2 separate regions of the Homo sapiens genome follow, and region 1 is linked to region 2. A link is a contact called in ENCODE Hi-C data. All regions are on one chromosome and are shown on one strand. The core of a region is the stretch at or near the end of the contact, and the rest is flanking DNA. Distances in the headings are between cores, read along the strand shown. Region 1 overlaps ADSS2 (adenylosuccinate synthase 2). Region 2 holds the start of OPN3 (opsin 3).

Region 1 (5,923 bases), core at 1,881-4,380, 2.8 Mb before region 2:
ATGTGAGATGGGCACATGCTGCCTTGCAAGACAGAGGCCTCTGCATCATCTTCAAGCAACAGGATGCCACAACCTTTAATAGGAAGTAATGGGACCTTTTGCAGACCCAGAGAGTTTGGAAAATCTAGGGATTCAGGATTTTCAAGTATGTCAACTCAGATGTCCCATTCAGTCTCAGGGCCCCACTTTTTCCCAAACAAAGCTCTGACTTTGCCATAGCAAACTTGCTGGATTGCAGAATTCAGCTTTTTCTGGAGCTTTGCAGTCTGTATGATTGAATTCTCATCTTAATCATTGTCTTTTTCTGCTCTCTGCTGTAGGAGATGGAATTTTGTCTAAGTTCTGCCAGACAGGTTTCATTATCTTTCTCCAGTTCGTGAATAGCGTTCATCAAAAGCCATCCAGTTCTGTTGTTCCACCGTGCTCGAATCTCAGTGCCTCAGATAGAGGCTATCCATACTCTATGTACCCCAGTGGCAGTCCTCATTGCCAGCCAGCCAGCTAGCCAGTGATTCTGCCTCTTAGTTCTCATTTTAGAGCTATCTTCCTCTAACCATTCCTGGTGCCAGCTATCTTAGATTGAGTTCCCTAGGAAACAGACTCCAATGTAGAGATTTGCACATAGGCGGGTTAGCTCATAAGTGCACTGAGCAACAACATCTGTGAGGGAGTGGGAGAAGCAGGATTAGGCAGAGGGAGAAATTGCACTGCAATATAGTTGCAAAAAAGCCTTCACTGATCCCATAGGGAGCTCTGGAGCTAACATAGCCCTTGAAAGTTGTCCCAAATTAAGGTTAAGTGCCCAGGTTGTTTCTATTCCTACATTGACAAGTCAATGGATATGGGCTGCTGGGGGGCAGCAGCTCCCTTTGGTGGAGGACGAGTGCTGCAGAGGCTCTGAACTGTGAGTGGTTCAGTAGGCAGAGCTCCCACAGCTCTCAGTCTTGAGAGAAATCTGGGCAGAGTACCATAGCATCCACTGTATTGACTCAAGTCAAAGAAACTTTTCTTTAGTACATGTTCAGTTTCCATTAGGGGATACAGAGAAAATACGTAGAATAATGAAGAAAATTTCAAGTAGAACCCTAGATTTCTCAGAAGACAGCAGGTATGCAGGCCTTCTTTCTGTGAAGTTGCTGTCATGCAGATCTACAATCCCTAATCAATAGAATGGAAATTCAATAAGCTTTAAAACTGGAAAGTTTTAAGTTTGGCACCCAGATTCATTTGGCAGCAAAACCAGTCTTGAACTAATGTTAGTATTACATAATCTTTATCCTCTTATAGCAAATGATCATATGCGTTGCTGCAGAAATATGTTTGATTATAGAATACTACTCCAGATGGTATTTGCGCTGTTTTACCTTTCTACTACCTGAAGAATTCTAAATCCCAAAACATATGTGGCTCCAAAGATTTTGAAAAGACATTTTGAACCTACAATATATCAAAAAGTTGTTTGACAGTAAACAGTGTGTGCCATGAATAAATGTCCTCTTTAACTTTTAGCAAACCAAGAAGTCTTAAATAAAGTTGAAGTTCAATATAAGACTCTCCCAGGATGGAACACAGACATATCAAATGCAAGGGCGTTTAAAGAACTACCTGTTAATGCACAAAACTATGTTCGATTTATTGAAGATGAGCTTCAAATTCCAGGTAAACATAAACACTTTGTGAATAAGTTTTTTCTTTTCTCTCTCTCTCTTTTTTCTTTTTTTTTTTTTGAGACGGAGTCTCGCTCTGTCCCAGGCTGGAGTGCAGTGGCGGGATCTCGGCTCACTGCAACCTCTGCCTCCTGGGTTCAAGCTATTCTCCTACCTCAGCCTCCCGAGTAGCTGGGATTAGAGGTGCGCGCCACCACGCCTGGCTAATTTTTGTATTTTTAGTAAGAGACGGGGTTTCACCATGTTGGCCAGGCTGGTCTCTCCTGACCTCTTGGTCTGCCCACCTCAGCCTCCCAAAGTGCTGGGATTACAGGCATGAGCCAGCATGCCCGGCCAACTGTCTTTTCTTTTAACTTGCCTATGTGCCTTTGAAATAGAATAAAGGAAAGATCATTGTTACTTTACAGAGTGCACATGATTTGCATAAATGCCCAGGAAGATACAAAGTAATATTTTTATTCCTTAAAGTAAATACGATGCTCATCTTTAAATAGAAGATAATAGATTACTTCTCACCCTTTCTGACCCTGTCTTTAATTCTTAGTCTGTTTTTTTTTTATCCTGTGACATTGTCTCATTCACTTCTCCCTCTTAATAACAAATCCTCATGTATCTCTACCACCACAAAAAATGTTGTGTGTTTTTGGGGGGTTAAAAATGGTTTATGGTTTGTTTGGGTTAAATTACCCTTGAGATTTGGAGTTTCCTGAATATACACTGGGAAATAATTGGTATAGAAAATGGGAAATCTCACTAGAAAAAAATGTAAGAAAAAATTTTTAAAAATAATTAAGCCTATTTATTAAAGAACAAATATAAGATGGCGAGGGAGTTAGGCATAACAACGTATGGCTGTATCTAGTTATGTGAAGTCATTCTTTTAACAGATGGCTTTTTCCTTGTATCGTTTTGTTGGCATTGATGGATATTTGAAACATAAGAAAAAGTGAAGTGTGTGGGATGTGTCCTCCGTGTAAAATCTCTTTTGCCTTGTGCTTCGTTTCCAGCATGATTCTTGTTTTCCAAATTACTAGTTGCCCCTCCCAGCATGATGTCAAATTTAGTAAGCATATTTGCTTACTGCTCTTGGTCAGCATTTTCTTGAAATATAAACAGCAGTGAGTCTAACAAAAATCTGTAAAATACCACGAAGGTTGATCCTAACAGTACCTTATGGAAGCTGGCAATTCTGCAAATAATCTGAAACCATGTGATGCAGATGATTCGATTTCCATAGACTCCTGTAGTGGGCAGTTTCTGAGGCTGTGCAAGTTAAAATCATATTCTCATCTAGATGTTGAAGATGCTTATCTTGGCCTGTTATCAGGAACTTGATCACCAACTTTCTGTAGGTCTCTGCTGGTGTTGGTCAATATTTTACTATCCTAAGTCATTAGGAAAGTGAAAATATTGCACAGTTAAAAAGGGAACAGTAAGGCATACTGTCCTGTGCTGGGTCTTATTTGTACATCCTGTTTAGAAATCGGCACAGTCTGCTAACAGAATAGAGAACAGCAAAAAGGCACATAGGGAAAAGTTATGGTGATACTGAGAAAAGTAGGGGACTACCTGTTTTAATCCCAACGAGTGAACATTAGAGATGAATTGATTCAATTCCTTTTCTCTTTGTATTCTCCTAGTTAAGTGGATTGGTGTTGGTAAATCCAGAGAATCTATGATTCAACTCTTTTAATGATTGCCAGTAATGCAAGAAACACTCCTTGAGAGGGAGGGGAAAAGACTTTCTTAAATATTTCATTTATGACCTGCAAATTCAAGAATAAAGACACTGAAGTAAGTTTGAAGCCCTACAGTTGTTTCCAGTCTTTTCAGATGGATGCCTACTGTGGAGATTAACTTTGGCATATTCCAGTGTCAGCTTTCTTTAGCTGGAATTGCCAAATCATTTGTTGCTCCTGCTGCTCTCATGGTGCCACGTTTTTTTTTTCAATGTTTAGTAATAGTATAATCCATGTTGTTTGATATCAAAAGTAGAATTACTTTTAATGTAGTTTTTCTTCATTATTGTCATTGCGTGTTCTTAAGTTTTACCCCTATTAGATGGTAAGAACAATTAATGCAGTTTTGCACAAATATTTTTACATTCTGATCATTCAGTTCTGTCATTGTAATCTTTGTTGTTAGAAACAAATGATGAAAACATAGGGGTTCTGTAAACTTTTGTAATGCTATGAATTCTGTTTAAATTTTGGGCTGTCTATTTTCTGCTGAAACCATGCAAAATTGAGCTTTGGTGGGGCTGGGAGGGGGTTATGTATTCATGGGACCTTTAATTTGTACAGAACACAGAACTTATTTCTGTCAGTTATTTAATACATTGAAAATTTAGTGAAATGTTCAAAGAGAATAGATGTTTCCCAAAACAACAATCTTTATGTTAAAAATAGTCATTAAAAGATCTGTTGTAATATATGGTGGATATTTTTCTTTAATTTCAAACATTACCTCTGAAATGTGTATCTTTTCTTTTTTATCTTACCATTAATTTTAAATCTAGTGGATTGGTTTTCAACATCGTGCCTGCCGATATGCCTACAGAATCATCTGTAAGTGTCAAAATGAACCCACGTTGTTAGCCATAATTTTGATTATGCCTTTATTTCTCCTTTCTTGAAAAAAAAAAGGTGTTATTTTGACAATTAGGCATAACATTGTTTTGTAGATTATCTTTTAATGAACTATTTTAAATGTTAAATTAGGTGCCACTTAAATTTATTTTATTACACCATGAATAGCTGATTAAAAGAACCAAATATTTCTAGTATGCTTTGCGTATTGTGTTTTTGTTCTACTAAGAGAGGTTAGTAATAGTATATAGGAAGGAGCTTTATCTCTGTAGTGTAATACTTAGTTCAAGAAAAATTCTCAAATAGGAGCAGTATCGTTAGACTCAATAAGTATAAAGAACAATACAGATTATCCTACAAGCCAATTACTGATAGTAATGACTTACATGTAAAAATAATTTATAATGAATATATAATTTCTGTTTAATAGAGAATGAATGGGCTTTTAAAGTCTGCATTCTTATCTTGGTTGCAAGTATTGCACTGTTAAAATGTATTTTTAGTAATGGTTCAGAGACAGATACAAAGAACTCATTCTCCTTTTCAAGTATATGTGTTAGACTCTTCCTAGGTATTGGGTATGCAGTGGTGACAGGAGCACAGTCTTCCTGAAACTTAATGTAGTGGGGGACAGCATGGTAACCAAATAGAGATTTATAAACAGTAGTTACATGCTGCAGTAGAAAAGTACAAGGTCTGATGAATGAGAATCTAGTCTTAATTTAGCAGGGGTTGGAGAAGGCCATTAATGGAAATAATGTCTAAACAGACCAAGCAGATGCGTACAGAGCAGACAGAGGGACATGTACTGTACAAAGGCCCAGAGGCTGGAAAGAATTTGGAAAGTTGGAGCAACTAAACAAAATGAGTGAGGGGCTGATGAGATTGATTAGCTTAGCAGTAAATTCAAGGAGTAAAATCATGGGGGGTTTTTTTGTGTTTTCTTCTTTTTATTTTTTTTTTTGAGGCAGAGTCTCGCTCTGTCACCCAGGCTGGAGTGCAGTGGTGTGATCTCAGCTCACTGCAACCTCCGCCTCCCGGGTTCAATCGATTCTCCTGCCTCAGACTCCTGAGTAGTTGGGATTGCAGTCATATGCCACCATGCCTTTATTTTATAGGCATGAGCCACCATACCTGGCCAAAACCCATGTTTTACATGAAAGAAGAAGACTATAATATAATACAAGACATACAGTAGTTCCCCCCTTATCCATGAGAGATATGTTCAAAGACCCCCAGTGGATGCCTAAAACTGTGGGTAGTAGTACCAAATCATATATATACTGTTTTTTCCAATACATACCTGTGATAAAGTGTAATTTATAAATGAGGCATAGTAAGAGATTAATAACATAATAAAGTAGAACAATTATAACAATATACTGTAATAAAAATTATGTGAATGTGTCTCTCTCTCAAAATATCCTCTATTGTACTGTATTTCCCCTTCTTGTGATCATGGGAGATGCTACAGTGCCTCCGCGATGAGATGCAGTGAGGTGATGTAGGCATTGTGATGTGGCGATGGGCTACTGTTGGCCGTCTGTGTAATGGCTTGGTGTCACTCATTTCAAGGGATTCCTTGCTGAAGTCTTTGCATGGGCTCAGTGCTTTCTGGAGTGACACATTGCCGTTAATATTAAGATGTTTTCTGTTGGTATCTTCCAC
Region 2 (5,467 bases), core at 2,724-5,223:
AAAGCACTGGGATTACAGGAATGAGCTCACAATAATTCTATGTTTAACTTTTTGTGGAACTACCAAATTGTCTTCCACAGGAGCCACACCATTTCACATTCCCATCAGCAGTACGACAGGGTTCTAATTTCTACACATCTCCACACAAAAACCAACACTTGTTTTTGTGTTTTGTTTTGTTTTTTGATGATAGCCCTTCTAGTAGGTGTGAAGTGGTATGTCATTGTGGCTTTGATTTGCATTTCCCTAATGACTAATCACAGTAAGTTTCCTTCCATGTGCTTTTAGGCCATTAGTATATTTTTGGAGTAATGTCTACTCAGATCCTTTGCCTATTTCTGAATTGGGTTGTGTGGAGTTTTTTGTTGTTGAGTTGTAGGGGGTCTTTATAATATTGATGCCTTATCAGATATATGACTTGCAAGTATTTCTCCCATTTGCTGTGCTGTCTTTTCACTCTTTTGATAGTGCCCTTTGATGCATAACAGTTTTTAATTTTGATAAAGTCCAATTTAGCTATTTTTCTCCTGTTGCCTGTGCTTTTGGTGTCATACCCAAGAAGTTTTCTTCTAAAAGTTTTATAGTTTTAGCTTTTACATATAGGTCTCCAATCAATTTTGAGTTAATTTTTATATATGATATAATGTAAGGCTCCAACTTCATTCATTTGCACATGGATATGCAGTTTTCCCAGCATCATTTGTTGAAAAGACTGTCCTTTCCTCCTTTCCCCATTGAATGGCCTTGGCATCCTTGTCAAAAATCAATGGACCATATATGTAAGAGTTTATATCTTGGCTCTCTATTCTATTCCATTGGTCTACATGTTTGTCCTTATGCTGTGTATTAGGCTGTTCTTGCACTGCTGTAAATACCTGAGACTGGGTAATTTATAAAGAAAAGCGATTTAATTGGCTCACAGTTCTGCAGGCTGTACAGGAAGCATGGTGTTGGCATCTACTCAGCTTCTGGGGAGGCCTCAGGGAGCTTTTACTCATGGTGGAAGGCAAAGTGAGAGCAGGCATCTCACATGGCGACAACCAGATAGGGAGAGAGAGAGAGAGAGAGTGGGATGGCGGAGTTGCCACACACTTTTAGATGACCAGAGCTCACTTATCACAAAGGGGATGGCCCAGGCCATTCATGAGGGATCCGCCCCCTATGACCAAAACACCTACCACTAGGACCCACCTCTAATATTGGGGATTATATTTCAACATGAGATTTGGGTGGGGACAAACATCCAAACTATATCATGCTGGTGTTTTTCATTTGTTTGTTTTTTGTTTTTTTTTTTAATAAAAGATTGTAGTGTTCTGCCATTATCCTGTCATTACATAATTCTAAAATTAAAAAAGAAACATATATCCTTATCATTGCCTGTTTCTGTCAAGCTCAATAAATGTCCTTAATGGTTCATAGTATTGTAAAATTACTGTGTCAAAAATGCTTAAGCATTTGTCAAAGGCCTCTTACTCCTCCTTTGCATTCACTGCTAGTAGGCATTGCCCTGGACTTTACTCTGATTGAGTAAAAGCCAAAGTCCTTTTATTGAAATGGCCAAGGTCCTGCATATTCTGGCCATTCACTGCACACCCACCTGACTGGCTGCATTTCCCGATTCTCATTCTTGCTTCCTTATTGTTCCTCCAACATACCAATACAGTACTCCTGCCCATAACCACCTTGTCTAAATAACAACCTTGACAGAGCAGGTGCATCACCATCATGGACAAGCACTGCCATTTTAAAGTTCCCCTTGATCAAAAACCACCTAAATCCAAACAGCATCAGCCTAATGGCTAAGGTCAGCATGACCATACACCACAAATGACATCTCCGACCAGAAACATTCCAACCCTAAGATAAACCCCTCCCTGACCAGAGACATGCGAGCCCCGAGATAACCTCCCCTCCGACAGAGACATTCCAACTTGGCAATAAACTTCTTCTCCAAACAGAAACATTCCACGCCTGTGATAAGCTCTCTCACTCTAAAATCCTTAAATACTCTTAGTCTGTAAGAGAGTGCTCCTGACCGAAATCGGCCAGAAGCCCCTCTTAGGTTTATTCTTCCAAATAACACTGTCTGACTGTTGAGCTGCTATTAGTGTTTCTTTCCTCTTTCTTTAACTCTTACAAACTCCTTGCCCCATCTCCCATAGCTCCTGGCTCAACCTCCTGAGTAGCTGGGACCACAGACATGTACCATCTTGCCTGGCTAATTTTCTATTTTTTGAAGAGTTAGGGGGCAGTTCTCACTTTGTTGCCCAGGCTGGTCTTGAACTCCTGGGCTTAAGAAATCCTACTGCCTCGGCCTCCCAAAGTGCTGGGGTTACAGGAATGAGCCACCACGCCTGACCCCTATTTCTTCATGGCATTTGTCAGTGGCTGACACCCTACGTATTTATCTAATTTTTGTTTGTTCTCCCAACACGACTGGAATGTGAGCTTTATAAGGGCAATGACTCAGCAATGAAGAATGAATAGGAAAAAATATAGCGAGTTCTTTATTCATTCATTCAAATTACTATTTATTGAGAACTTACTGTAGACTAGACACAGAAAACACTTTCGACATTAAACATATAGAACTTGTTAAATAGTTATGTTTTGTTCAGTGGTTGTACAAATCTAAAATTAACAATTAAAAGTGTGTGTGTGTTTTTTAAGGGGTGGGTGGGTAGGAAGTCTCACAGATGGCGAGTCCAGAGCAGAAGCCTTGAAGGAAAATCAAGGTGTCAAAGGCAGAGCACACTGCCCCTTAGCTATTGCTCAGTGCACCAGGGTGGAGAGCTGCTGCCAGCCTATTAGATCCTCTCTCCAGGGAATTCAGAATGTGGATTGATCCAAGCTAGTCATTCCCTACTGATCTTTCAAACAGAGGTGAGGCACGCCCGTATGGAGAGCAGTTTCTTTAGCTTGCACAAACCCTGTGTTCGTCACCAGTGTCCAGGACAGGCTGCAGGTGTGGCTGGGGACTGTGATCTTCTTGTAGGGCCTCCTTAGGGATTGTGCAACCACAAAGGCAGAAGCAGCTCTTGCAGAGTGTGATGACGTTCACAACCTATATTTGACTTGTACTATATTCTCATCACTACAGGAGAAGAGGCCCAATGGGAAATGTGTGCTGTTCTAAATATAGCACCTGCCTCCTATACCTGCTAGATTTAGGTTGAATCTTTCACTGCCTGTGAAGGACTTTAGCAGGCCTCAGTGACCGGAAAGATCTACCCACGCTTTCAAGCACAGGAAGGACGGTATTGGAAGGCCTTGGGGTCCAGCCCAGGGCTTAAAGTCAGTTCCATTGGAATGCCATTTTCAGAGAGTTTTCATCCCAGACTCTCCAAGGGTGGCAGGCTCTTGTATCAGCCCTGGGACATGTGTCCTCTAGCAGTCAGGTAGTTAGGCAGGCACCTGTCTATCAATTTGTTGTTTTTCTTCTCAGTTTTCCGGTAAGACTACCCCGAGCTCTTCAATGTTTTCTTTGCTTTTGTTTACATTGAGTGTATGACGCGGGATGGGCTTCGTAGGCTGGTTGTGGGTTATTACAGCTTCCCAGGAAGGGGAGAAACCCAATTCTTGCCAGCACGTGGTGGGCGCAGGCGCTCATAAATACTTAGGAATAAATGAATGTATAAGTGAGTGCATGAATGGGTGAGTGGACACGAAGCTTTCAAGGTGGGTGCAGGGAGGTGGGGGTGTGAAGAGCCATCGAGGCTACCCTGCGGCCCTGGCCCCCAGGCTATCCCGCGACGCGCGTCCACGCCGACCAGCGGAAGGTGCCCAGCCAGTGGGGGCGGGGCGAGCTAGCCGCGAGGACGCGCCCGCGGGGGGGCGGGGCTAAGAGGACGCGCCGGGAGCAGCGGAGCGACGAGGACAGGCCGCGGGGAGGGGCGGGGCCACGGGGGGTGCGCCGGGCGGAAGGGGCGGGAAGAGGGCGGGCCCGGCGCGCGGTAGCGCGGGCCCCTCAGTGCACAATGGCTAGAGCAGGCGGCGGAGCCCCAACCCCACCCAGTGCGGAGCGCGCCGCGAGCCCCGCCGCAAGCTGAGCGCCTCCGCCCGCCAGGCGCGCCGGCGCCGGGCCATGTACTCGGGGAACCGCAGCGGCGGCCACGGCTACTGGGACGGCGGCGGGGCCGCGGGCGCTGAGGGGCCGGCGCCGGCGGGGACACTGAGCCCCGCGCCCCTCTTCAGCCCCGGCACCTACGAGCGCCTGGCGCTGCTGCTGGGCTCCATTGGGCTGCTGGGCGTCGGCAACAACCTGCTGGTGCTCGTCCTCTACTACAAGTTCCAGCGGCTCCGCACTCCCACTCACCTCCTCCTGGTCAACATCAGCCTCAGCGACCTGCTGGTGTCCCTCTTCGGGGTCACCTTTACCTTCGTGTCCTGCCTGAGGAACGGCTGGGTGTGGGACACCGTGGGCTGCGTGTGGGACGGGTTTAGCGGCAGCCTCTTCGGTGAGTTGGACTGGGAGAAGGCAGCCTCCCCTCTGCAAACTTCCACTCCCCACCCCGCTGCCCGCTCCGTGCGTCCGCCCCCCAGCCCGCCCCGCACCGCTTCCCGCTCGGCCCCGCGCCCCCCGCCCTACACCGCCCCGCTCCCCGCTCGCCTCCTCAACGCTGCCCGACCCCAGCCGCATGGCGGGTGCCTTCCTCTTCCTCCGTCCCCTCCCGCCCCACGCTGTCCAGGACTCCATTCCTGTGGTCTCTCATCTGCCCCCCACGTTGACCCCAAACCCCGGCCCGCCTCCTTTCTTATTTGTTTTTACCTCCTAAGATCACTCAACAAGGCACGAAACCACGGCTTTTTACACTTTGAGGAAAGAGACGAGGGCCTGTAGAGTCAAGAGATTCAAGAAAAAAAGTGATTAACTCGTGAAAGTTGGAGGGAGTGATGAGATTAGATTCATGTACTACTATTTGTTTCCTAAAATGAGAGTAGAAAACCAAAATAACAATGTGTAAAAAAAAATTCTCATTAGTACTTGTAAACCTTTGAATGCTTTCTAGGGAATGAGACAGTTTCATTCAGGTCCTCAGAATGCAAATTGGCATGTGCCCTGTAAGCTGTTTTTACTATTTTCCGTCTTATAGATGGGTTCCAGCACACCAGAATCTTGGGTGAGATTACAAATGGCTCAGCCAATACCATCTCAGGTGAACAAATACTGTAATTAGCTCTGCAATCGGTAGATTTCATTAAAGTAGAACTTCATTGTTGAAGATGTATTTCGACAGTACTCTTATTATGGAAGATTTAAGTTTCACTGAGACATGATGTTTTGAAGGATGATCAACAACTCAGCAAATCATTGAAGGAAGCGTAGAAAGGAAATTATTTTTTTGTGTGCCTCAGGAATTTCATTTGTAGGGAGATTTGAAATAGAAATGTGTATTTCTCAAGGCTTAAAGTTCCTTTTTTAAATCCTGAAATCCATTGATACTTTATTGCTTTAATCTTGGTA

What was found. Hi-C counts contacts between places; a loop is a spot of excess contacts on that map. Pooled maps may share reads with other maps.
Region 1: a pooled map shows a loop between it and region 2 (6-fold over the local background). The contact joins the enhancer-like site here to the promoter of OPN3 in region 2. A Hi-C loop is called at or near these places in 2 of 50 pooled maps.

The regions. Positions count from the first base shown.
Region 1 is chr1:244,407,023-244,412,945 of GRCh38, reverse strand. ADSS2 (adenylosuccinate synthase 2) reads left to right here. Exons shown (of 13, transcript NM_001126.5): 12 at 1,510-1,659; 13 at 3,308-4,452. The coding sequence ends at 3,360. Among named protein-coding and RNA genes, the nearest start is that of ADSS2, 42 kb to the left of the region's middle. Within about 2 kb of position 3,130, at least 2 of the 41 ENCODE cell types and tissues checked have a DNase peak (open chromatin) inside an H3K27ac peak, as active enhancers do.
Region 2 is chr1:241,638,875-241,644,341 of GRCh38, reverse strand. OPN3 (opsin 3) reads left to right here and starts at 3,973. Exons shown (of 4, transcript NM_014322.3): 1 at 3,973-4,460. The coding sequence starts at 4,088. CHML (CHM like Rab escort protein) reads left to right here and starts at 3,973. Exons shown (of 2, transcript NM_001381853.1): 1 at 3,973-4,460. RefSeq lists silencers at 3,644-4,223, 4,554-4,603 and enhancers at 3,706-4,275, 4,276-4,846.